Linked DNA regions of Homo sapiens: all the other regions are linked to region 1. Evidence: chromatin contacts called from ENCODE Hi-C or POLR2A ChIA-PET data. All regions are on one chromosome and are shown on one strand. Each heading gives the region's core, a stretch centred on a gene start or an enhancer-like site at or near the end of the contact. The rest is flanking DNA. Distances are from core to core; before and after follow the strand shown. Region 1 overlaps EEFSEC (eukaryotic elongation factor, selenocysteine-tRNA specific). Region 2 overlaps EEFSEC (eukaryotic elongation factor, selenocysteine-tRNA specific). Region 3 overlaps EEFSEC (eukaryotic elongation factor, selenocysteine-tRNA specific).

Region 1 (2,722 bases), core at 138-2,637:
CTGGTGCATTCTTAAGCATGCAATATGTGTTCATTCTCTTTCTTCCTTTCCCCGATTCCCTGACCTGTAGTCATCTTTTTATTTATTTATTTATTTATTTATTTATTTAATTTATTTATTTTGAGACAGAGTCTTGCTCTGTCGCCCAGGCTGGAGTGCAGTGGTGTGATCTTGGCTCACTGCAACCTCTGCCTCCCGGGTTCAAGCAATTCTCGTGCCTCAGCCTCCTGAGTAGCTGGGATTACAGGCACACACCACCATGCCTGGCTAATTATTGTATTTTTAGTAGAGATGGCATTTCATCATGTTGGCCAGGCTGGTGTTGAACTCCTGACCTCAAGTGACCCTCCCACCTCGGCCTCCCAAAATGTTGGGATTACAGGCATGAGCCACCGCTCCCAGCCCATTTTTTTCATTTTTAAGCTTTTTATTTCAAAGTCATTTCAAACTTAGAGAAAGGCTCTAAGAATAGTACATAGGACTCCCGTATGCCCATCACCCTTGAGTCATCTTTGTGACCATCCTTGCATACGACAGCATGGTTTGGGTACAGCCAGACAGAGACTTAGGAGTTGCTCTCTAGCAAGGCTGACTGTGGTGCGAGGACATTTCCATGGATTCCTCCACTGGTCTTGCAGAAGGCTGAAACCTCATTAACAGAAAATCTTTATGACCACTAAGCAGACATAACTGGGTGTCTTCTCTCTGCTACCCTCCCACCCTGCCTTAGGTGGATTGTCTAACTTGTAGATCAAAGCTAGCCTCTTGACAAGTTTCCTAATAGGACAGGTACATACCTAGAGTTGTGTCTGAGATGACTTGATGTGTGCACAGATATGGTGTTAAGGGACGTCGATCCCAGTGAGAAAGTTATTCCCATTTCAAGATTCTTTAAGTCCTTCTGATGACTTTAAGGAGATCTCAGGTTGGTGCTGGGAGCTCTTATACTTCTCTTAACATTGTAAGCTCAGTGCCTGTTACTGTAACCATGTCTGGCTAGAACTTAATAACAGTGTTTTACTTTTATTGTACTTCTTTTTTTAAACTTTTCACTTATGGTAAATTATGCTGGTTTTCCAGTGATATGAAGCTTTACTTTTACTTACTTACTTATTTATTTTATTTTATTTTTTTGAGGCAGGGTCTCATTCTGTTGCCCAGGTTGGAGTGCAGTGGCGTGATCTTGGCTCACTGCAACCTCTGCCTCCTTGGTTCAAGTGATTCTCCTGCCTCAGCCTCCCATATGTCTGGGACCACAGGTGCACACCACCACACCCAGCTAATTTTTGTATTTTTTTTTTGTAGAGATGGGGTCTCTCCATGTTGCCCAGGCTGGTCTTGAACTCCTGGGCTCAAGCAATCCCCCCACCTCGGCCTCCCAAAGTGCTGGGATTATAGGCCTGAGCCACCGCGCCCAGCCTGAAGCTTTACTTTTAAAAATAAATTGCTCTTGAGTCAGTAACGTATGTATGTACATAGTTCAAAATCTTAAAGGTACAAAAAGGTACACAGTAAAAAGTAAATCTTCCTTTTCCCCCTGCTTACCTAGTTTACTTCCTGGAAGCAAATTGCTATAACCATTTTCTTCTAAAGATTCCAAAGACACTTCATGATTTTTAAGCATGTTCTTTCTCCCACGGATCCTCTAGAAGTGGCAATATACTGTGCACACAGTGAACACACCAGCTCCGCTAGAGCTCTATTCAGTGAATAGTTACCGTGGTGTTTTTAAATAGCTGGGTCATGTTCTGTTTTATGTACATGTCATGGTTTAGTTAACTACTTCCCTTCCAACAGGCAGTCAGGCTGGTTCTGACCTTTTGCTCTTCCAGACACGTAGCAATGAGTGTCCACATATGTGCCCCATGTGCACGTGGGTCACTGCTAGTCCCCAGGGGTGTTTGACGGCCATTTGCCGTTGTGCTGCTCCTACCCCCAACCCCACCCCAGTGACAGGCAGGACTATCTGTCTCCCCTGTGTGGATGGGCAAAGGTTTGTTTGTTTGTTTGTTTGTTTGTTTGTTTGTTTGTTTTCAGACGGAGTCTCACTTTTTCGCCCAGGCTGGAGTTCAGTGGCGCAATCTCGCCTTACTGCAACCTCCGCCTCCCGGGTTCAAGTGTTTCTCCTGTCTCAGGCTCCCGAGTAGCTGGGATTACGCAGCAACACCAGGCACGCAACACCCCATCCGGCTAATTTTGTATTTTTAGTAGAAATGGGGTTTCACCACATCGGCCAGGCTGGCCTCAAACTCCTGACTTCAAGTAATCTGCCTGCCTTGGCCTCCCAAATTGTTGGGATTATAGGCGTGAGCCACTGTGCCCAGCCAAGAGTGTTACCAAATGTTTGAGGTGACTCGGCCTCCTGTATAAAACTTGGGTTCTGGAGCCACATAGCCTGACTTTGAATTCTAGCTCCCTATCTTTCTAGTTCTGCGACCCGTGACTTAATTTCCTCATCTGTAAATGGCGGGGGGCGGGGGTGGCGGTGACACAGAGTGTCAGCAGGCTCCCAGAATGTCAGGGCTAGGCAGGCCGAACACTCAACATGTTAGCTCTTTGTATTATCATCAGTATTATTTTGTCAGTACAGTAGGTGAAAAACAGAATTTCAGTGTACAGTGGTTTTAATTTGCATTTTTTTGTTACTAGTAAGGTGTGATGTCTTATCATGTTTGAGCTATTTTTATTTCTTTATGCCCCTGCTTATTTCTCTGACTTCATC
Region 2 (2,722 bases), core at 146-2,645, 40 kb before region 1:
CCACATCATCAGTTCCCATTACTGAGCCTCAGCAATGGCAAGTGACTTGCCTAGGATCACACACTAATCCGCAGGCCAGGATTTGGACATAACTTGTACAACTCCAAAGCCATTTCTCCTAGTTGCTCGGCTGTCCCTCTCTTTGCCTTCCTCCCTCCAGAGGAGGAGGGACTCTGATATCAGCAGATGTGTTTTTCCTCTGGCATGGGAGGACAGAAGGGAAGAGAAACAGTATAGTTATCTAAGTGAGAATGAGCCATGAAGGCTGAGTAGCGGTTTTCTGTGCAAGTAAAATCTTATCTTGGGGGATAGAGGGAAGACCATCTTCCCCCATCCCCCAACTTGAATGAAGAAGAAAAAACCCAACCAAAAATGACATAAAGCTAAGCTGCCACAAAGGCTGCACTTACCCAATATTCCTGGTGTGGAGGTAAGTTTTGCACCCCAATTTCTCCTCTCTTCCGTCTTGGGACGTGAAATCTTTTCAGCTCATAAAAAAGACAGGGTGCCCACATGGTGTTTTTAATGGAGAAAATAAGGCTGGGAGGTGTCTGAGCCTCTTGGGACTTCCGGAGAGCTTGGACACCACAGCCTTCCCAGCTGGAGGGTGCTGAGCTCCCACCTGGATTGAGGATCTGTGCTGTCCTGAGGCCATTGTTCTTTTTCCCAGCACAGGATGGAAAAGGCTCCTCTGGGAGGCATCTGCAGGTCAGATGCTTTTGGGGTGGCAGGGTGCAGCAGTGGCTGGATGGGACTGGGATGGTTGTTTTAACAATAAGTTATTAGAGAACTTCAGCTTGGCCCTGCCTTTCAGGGAACTAATTCTGGGAAATCTATCTGGATCCTGAAATAAGTTCTGCTTTGTGATTTCATAATTCCTCTTTCAGGGAATAATCTGAAATGAGCCAGAGCTTTATGCACAAAAATGTTCTTCACAGCATTATTTATAAGAGCAAAAAATTGGGAGCCACCCAAATGAAGCAAAATAAGGTACTTTGTGCACCCTTCTTTAAAATGATATTTATGAAGAAAATTTAAAAATGTGAAAAGTCATCCTACATATGTTAAGTGAAAAAAAGCAGGGCAAGGAATTCTTTTTGAGTTCAGTAATATACAAAATACATATGTGCAAGAAAAAGACTAGAAAGAAAGACATTAAATGTTAACAGTAGCTAACATTAGGGGCTAAGATCTAGGTGACTTTTAATTTCCTTTTATAAAGAATTTTTTTTCCCCAAGGCTTTTTCTTTCCCAATGTTATTTTCTAAAATTTCTACAATGAACATTATTAGTTGAATAGTTACCCTCCTCCCTCCTCGCTCCTCCTTCTTGGAGCTGGTCAGCCAGTGCTGCTTTTCTCCTCCTCCCACCCCTCCCCTTCTCCCACCCGAGCACTGTGGCTGGTTTCCAGTAGCAGCAGTACAATTAATATTTTACACGATCTTCGCCTAAAGTCTGGTGGTAGTTTGAGATACTTCTTTTAGTCTGAACTCATTTTCAAATTTAGGGCCCAGGCTGTTCTATGGCTTTAGGAGTTGAGGAAACATGAAAGAAATCTGCCTTCTATTTGTTTAAATATTAAAGCATTTAAAATATTTTTTCCTTCTTTCAGATAATCAAAACACAGCTGACTTGCCATTGCTGCACAGTGCTGAAAGGTAGCTCTCAATGTGGGTGATTAACACCATGGCAATGGAGGGGGCAAGTTTTAAAGAAATAATTAAATAGATCTTGGAAAATCATTATTCTTTTGTCTCATAATAGAAAACCAGGCCTGTGTCTGCAGCTGAGCACAGTATTTGGTGATCAGCAGATAAAAGGACACTCCAAAGCCAAACTTGGAGCCACTGTCGTCTACCAGATGCATTTTATCTGGCGGAATGTGTGGGACCTGACAGACACAGGGGAATCCAGGCTCTGCGAACCTCTGCTGAGCCTCGTCTCCTCTCTCCATAATGGAGATGAAGGCGCCTCCCATTCACAAGTGTAGTTATTGCATAAGTGTTTCCCTCTGTCAGTTTTCAGTGGCTAAACCTTCCTATATAATATCCTTGGAAGATAGGTTGGGGCTTGGGCTTGAGGTCAAGATGGTAGAGACAAGGGATTTGTCCCAGACTTCATGGCAAGAGTGAGACTGGCATGTCTAGATTAGTGATTAGAGAGCTCTTTGAGAAACTGGGGAGAGCTCTGGCCCTTCTCCCAAACAGAACGCATATAACTATTTCAGGAAGTGTTTGGACCCAAGATGAAGAACTGCTCTTCAAGAAGCAACCGTGGCCTGGCTAGACTTGGGCAATGGCATGACCCTGTGGGTATTGCCCCCACCGCCTTTCTGCGAGGGCCTGCAAAACGGGGCCCTTGTCCACGTGTGTGGGTCAGTGCTGTAGCCAGGAGGAAGGCCTGAGACAGTGTGTCTGTGACTCTCTGCTGTTTGATTGTGTGAGAGTCTGTATGTGAAGAGGAAAATAAAAAGGAAATGAAACCAATTTATAATAATTGTCTTCTGACATATATAACTCCAAAAAACTGCAAAGACAAGGTTCTGAGCCAAATGAAATTATTCGTTTATGATCAATTAAATGATGAACATAAACACAAGAAACACACGATTTTCCTTGCTCAAGATTTGGCATGTGTATTTTCTGATTCTACTATATATGTAAGATTTTTATTTAAAACAAAAGTGAGTTGTTGTGCGTATCATGGGATGTGTGCTGTGATA
Region 3 (2,722 bases), core at 79-2,578, 40 kb after region 1:
AGTCCTGACCTGCAGTCAGCTGTCCAGGCAGAGGGTACAGCCAGGTTCTTGTGCTGAGAGCGGCCTGGACCTGTGACAGTGGGTCTGTCTGCGCTCCTGATAGGCCTAAGCATTTCACACAGTCTTCTGCAAGGATGGCACTGGGTGGCCCAGGCATGGTTGGAGCAGGGGAGAAATGGTGGCTTTAACCCAAGTGGTGTCTTCCTAAGGAAGGGGACAGGCAGGAGTGGTGCTGCCCCACTGCTGAGGTGGGCCCCCTTTATAGAGATGCCAGCTCAGTCTGGTCGTGCTTGGTGTGTTTCAAGCCTGGTGTAAGCATCTAGAGTCCCACTTGGGCCCAGGTTGACCTGCAGCCTCCCAACCCTTTGATGGGGCTCTAGTGCCCAAGACCACAAATCAAGCCCTGCCCCAGCCCAACCAGGCTCCTCAACTGCAGCTTCCTGCTCTTAGGCCAGGTGGATGTCTTAGGATTCAGCCTCTCCCCTGCTCACCCCAAAGCCTGAGTGCAGCCACCACTCAAGCATACCCTGCCCTTTCCAGCTGAGGGGCAGTGTTACAAAGAAGTGACAGCAGGGCTTCGAGAGCAACTGGGCTTGGGTTTGTACCTATGTGCTGGCCCTGTGAGCTCAAGTGAGTTCCCTGAGTACACTGAGCTTCAGCGTCCTTGTCTATCAGTGGGGTTGACCATGCTGCCTTCCTCCGAGTCGCAGCAAAGAGGAGGAGGAAAGGGGCAAGCTGCTCTAGAGCACGCACGCATGTGGGCGCAGTCACCACAGGAAGCCTCAGCCCCTGCACCCTCTACATGGAGCCCTGGCAGTCAGGCAGCACTCAGTGGTTGCTGGGGGAGCAGATGTGGAGGTGCCAAATGTGGCGCGGGTAGGGAGTGTGGCTGGCCTCTGGACATCCCCTGTAGAAGCCACATGTTGAGGGAGCCTAGGTCGGTGTGGGCCCTGGCCCAGGGTGGCCTTGGGACACTCCCAGGGCAGCTGTAGCACCCTACAAGTTGTCGTATGAAAACCACTCTAACTTATACGTGCTTTTGGGTGGAATTAAATGAGTTTTATTGTTTCTAGGACAAGATAGGGATTTGATTAGAAACAACATTTATGGAATGCCAGGGCTGGTTCCCATCCACTGTGCCCTGCAGGAACACAGAGTCTTGGGTCCCAGGCATAAACGGCCAGCTGTGTGACTGGGGCAAGACACGCCCCTCTGTATGGCCAGGCCACCTTCTTAAATAAGTAAGAACAGCCTTCAGGTGGGAATGGTTCTTCCCAAGGGCCATTTGCTTTCACAATCTTGTTTACCTTCAGTGGTCAGTTAAGTTTCAAGGGGAAACTGTGACTCAGGCCAGTGGAATTGTCAGATGCAGAAGCAAGGGGTGAGATGGATGCGGGCTTGCTGGGCTTACCGAAACTTGTATGCCTGTAGGCCTCTGGGGGTGCAGTCATTTCCTCCCTCTAGCTGTGGGCTGCGGTGCCTTTGGAATAGGATGCGCATGTCATCGAGGGGTCTAGCAGTGACCTGAGGACTGGCAGGACCTCGATACTGGGGCCCAAAGCGGTTTCCTCTCCTGGGAAATGGGTGCCCAGCCAGTGTCAGAGCCCCAGCTGGGAGTGGCCTTGGTGCAGAAAATGCTGTGTAAATGGCAATTGACAGTGCCAGGTTGTGCCCAATGCAAGCATGGGTGCTGCCTGGTCCACAAAGGAGTATCTGATCTTTGACTGTCTGAAGACCACTGCCTTTCTAGGTTGGAAGCAAGCTCTGATTCAGATGAAAGTGTGGCCATGCAGGGCTGTGTGACCTCAGCTTGCACACCCATGAAGCCAGCCCTGCCCACAACCTTTCCAGATACTGTTGATGCGTGTCATGTCGGGGACTGGAGTCCCTGACAGGTATCAGAGCCCAAGCTGGCCCTGGGGGAGCCCTCAGTGGGGCTGGGGTGGTCAGGCAGGCAGCTGTTTCTTCATATGGGGAAGGCACTGAGTGAACATGGCTTCCAGAGTGTGGTGGGGGCACTGGAAGGGCTCCAACCCTGCTTCCCAGGCAAGGCGACTGAAGCTGAGTCTCAGAGAAGGCAGAGGGCTTTGCCCAGGCATTCTGAGCAGAAGGAACAGTATGTGCTAAAGCCCAGAGGCGAGAGAGTGTCTGGCATGACTGAGGTAAACATGGAGCTCCTTGCAGAGAGTCTGAGAAGTGGGGTGGTTCGTAGGTGGTTGTGGTCATCTCTGAAAGGGCAGTAGGGAGGATGTTTGGAAGGCCGAGTCTAGAAGATGTTCCAGCTGGAGTCGGGTCCTGTAGGCCACGCCTTGTGATGGGGAAGCACAGCTGCACCCTGGAATCAGGCAAGAGAGCCCCTCCAGGGGCCCACAGGGTCTCGAGGCTCCTGGGTGCCGCTGCTCCCCACTCCGCCCCCTCATGCCCTGCCAGCCTGTAAGTCCCAGGACCCTGTGCTTTCACTCCAGCTTTTCCCCAGGCCCCTTCTTGGCCCTCCTCACCCTCCTGGGCTCAGTCCCAGGATCAGCCTCCTGCACAGGGTGGGAATAAATCCTGTAGGCAGCCTCTGCCCTTGACAGTGGAAGTCAGGGCTGCCTAGCAGGGTCTAATTCATTATTTCTCACACTCAGCTGGGGGTTAGGGCGGGTTGCTTGAGATTCTTGTTAAACATTCTTGGTCCACCCCGGGTCCCTGAATTCCAGTCAGCAGGAACCAAGGAATTAAC

Evidence for each region. A loop is a pair of places that touch in the nucleus more often than their neighbours do. ChIA-PET counts read pairs that join two places held with the same protein, here RNA polymerase II (POLR2A). Pooled maps may share reads with other maps.
Region 2: a loop to region 1 is called in a map of Right ventricle myocardium inferior, with 1.8 times the contacts of the local background. The contact joins two enhancer-like sites. A Hi-C loop is called at or near these places in 1 of 168 maps with a recorded cell type or tissue (Right ventricle myocardium inferior) and 1 of 50 pooled maps. POLR2A ChIA-PET finds 5 or more read pairs at or near these places in 6 of 52 experiments (AG04450, BJ, OCI-LY7 and 2 more).
Region 3: a loop to region 1 is called in a map of Right ventricle myocardium inferior, with 2.1 times the contacts of the local background. The contact joins two enhancer-like sites. A Hi-C loop is called at or near these places in 2 of 168 maps with a recorded cell type or tissue (Calu3 and Right ventricle myocardium inferior). POLR2A ChIA-PET finds 5 or more read pairs at or near these places in 3 of 52 experiments (A673, OCI-LY7 and SK-N-SH).

The regions. Positions count from the first base shown.
Region 1 is chr3:128,233,949-128,236,670 of GRCh38, forward strand. All of the region lies in intron 1 of EEFSEC (eukaryotic elongation factor, selenocysteine-tRNA specific), which reads left to right. Among named protein-coding and RNA genes, the nearest start is that of EEFSEC, 82 kb to the left of the region's middle. Within about 2 kb of position 1,388, at least 2 of the 41 ENCODE cell types and tissues checked have a DNase peak (open chromatin) inside an H3K27ac peak, as active enhancers do.
Region 2 is chr3:128,193,672-128,196,393 of GRCh38, forward strand. The region is part of intron 1 of EEFSEC (eukaryotic elongation factor, selenocysteine-tRNA specific); the gene reads left to right. Among named protein-coding and RNA genes, the nearest start is that of EEFSEC, 42 kb to the left of the region's middle. RefSeq lists a cis regulatory region at 1,631-2,171. Within about 2 kb of position 1,396, at least 5 of the 41 ENCODE cell types and tissues checked have a DNase peak (open chromatin) inside an H3K27ac peak, as active enhancers do.
Region 3 is chr3:128,273,608-128,276,329 of GRCh38, forward strand. The region is part of intron 4 of EEFSEC (eukaryotic elongation factor, selenocysteine-tRNA specific); the gene reads left to right. Among named protein-coding and RNA genes, the nearest start is that of EEFSEC, 120 kb to the left of the region's middle. Within about 2 kb of position 1,329, at least 6 of the 41 ENCODE cell types and tissues checked have a DNase peak (open chromatin) inside an H3K27ac peak, as active enhancers do.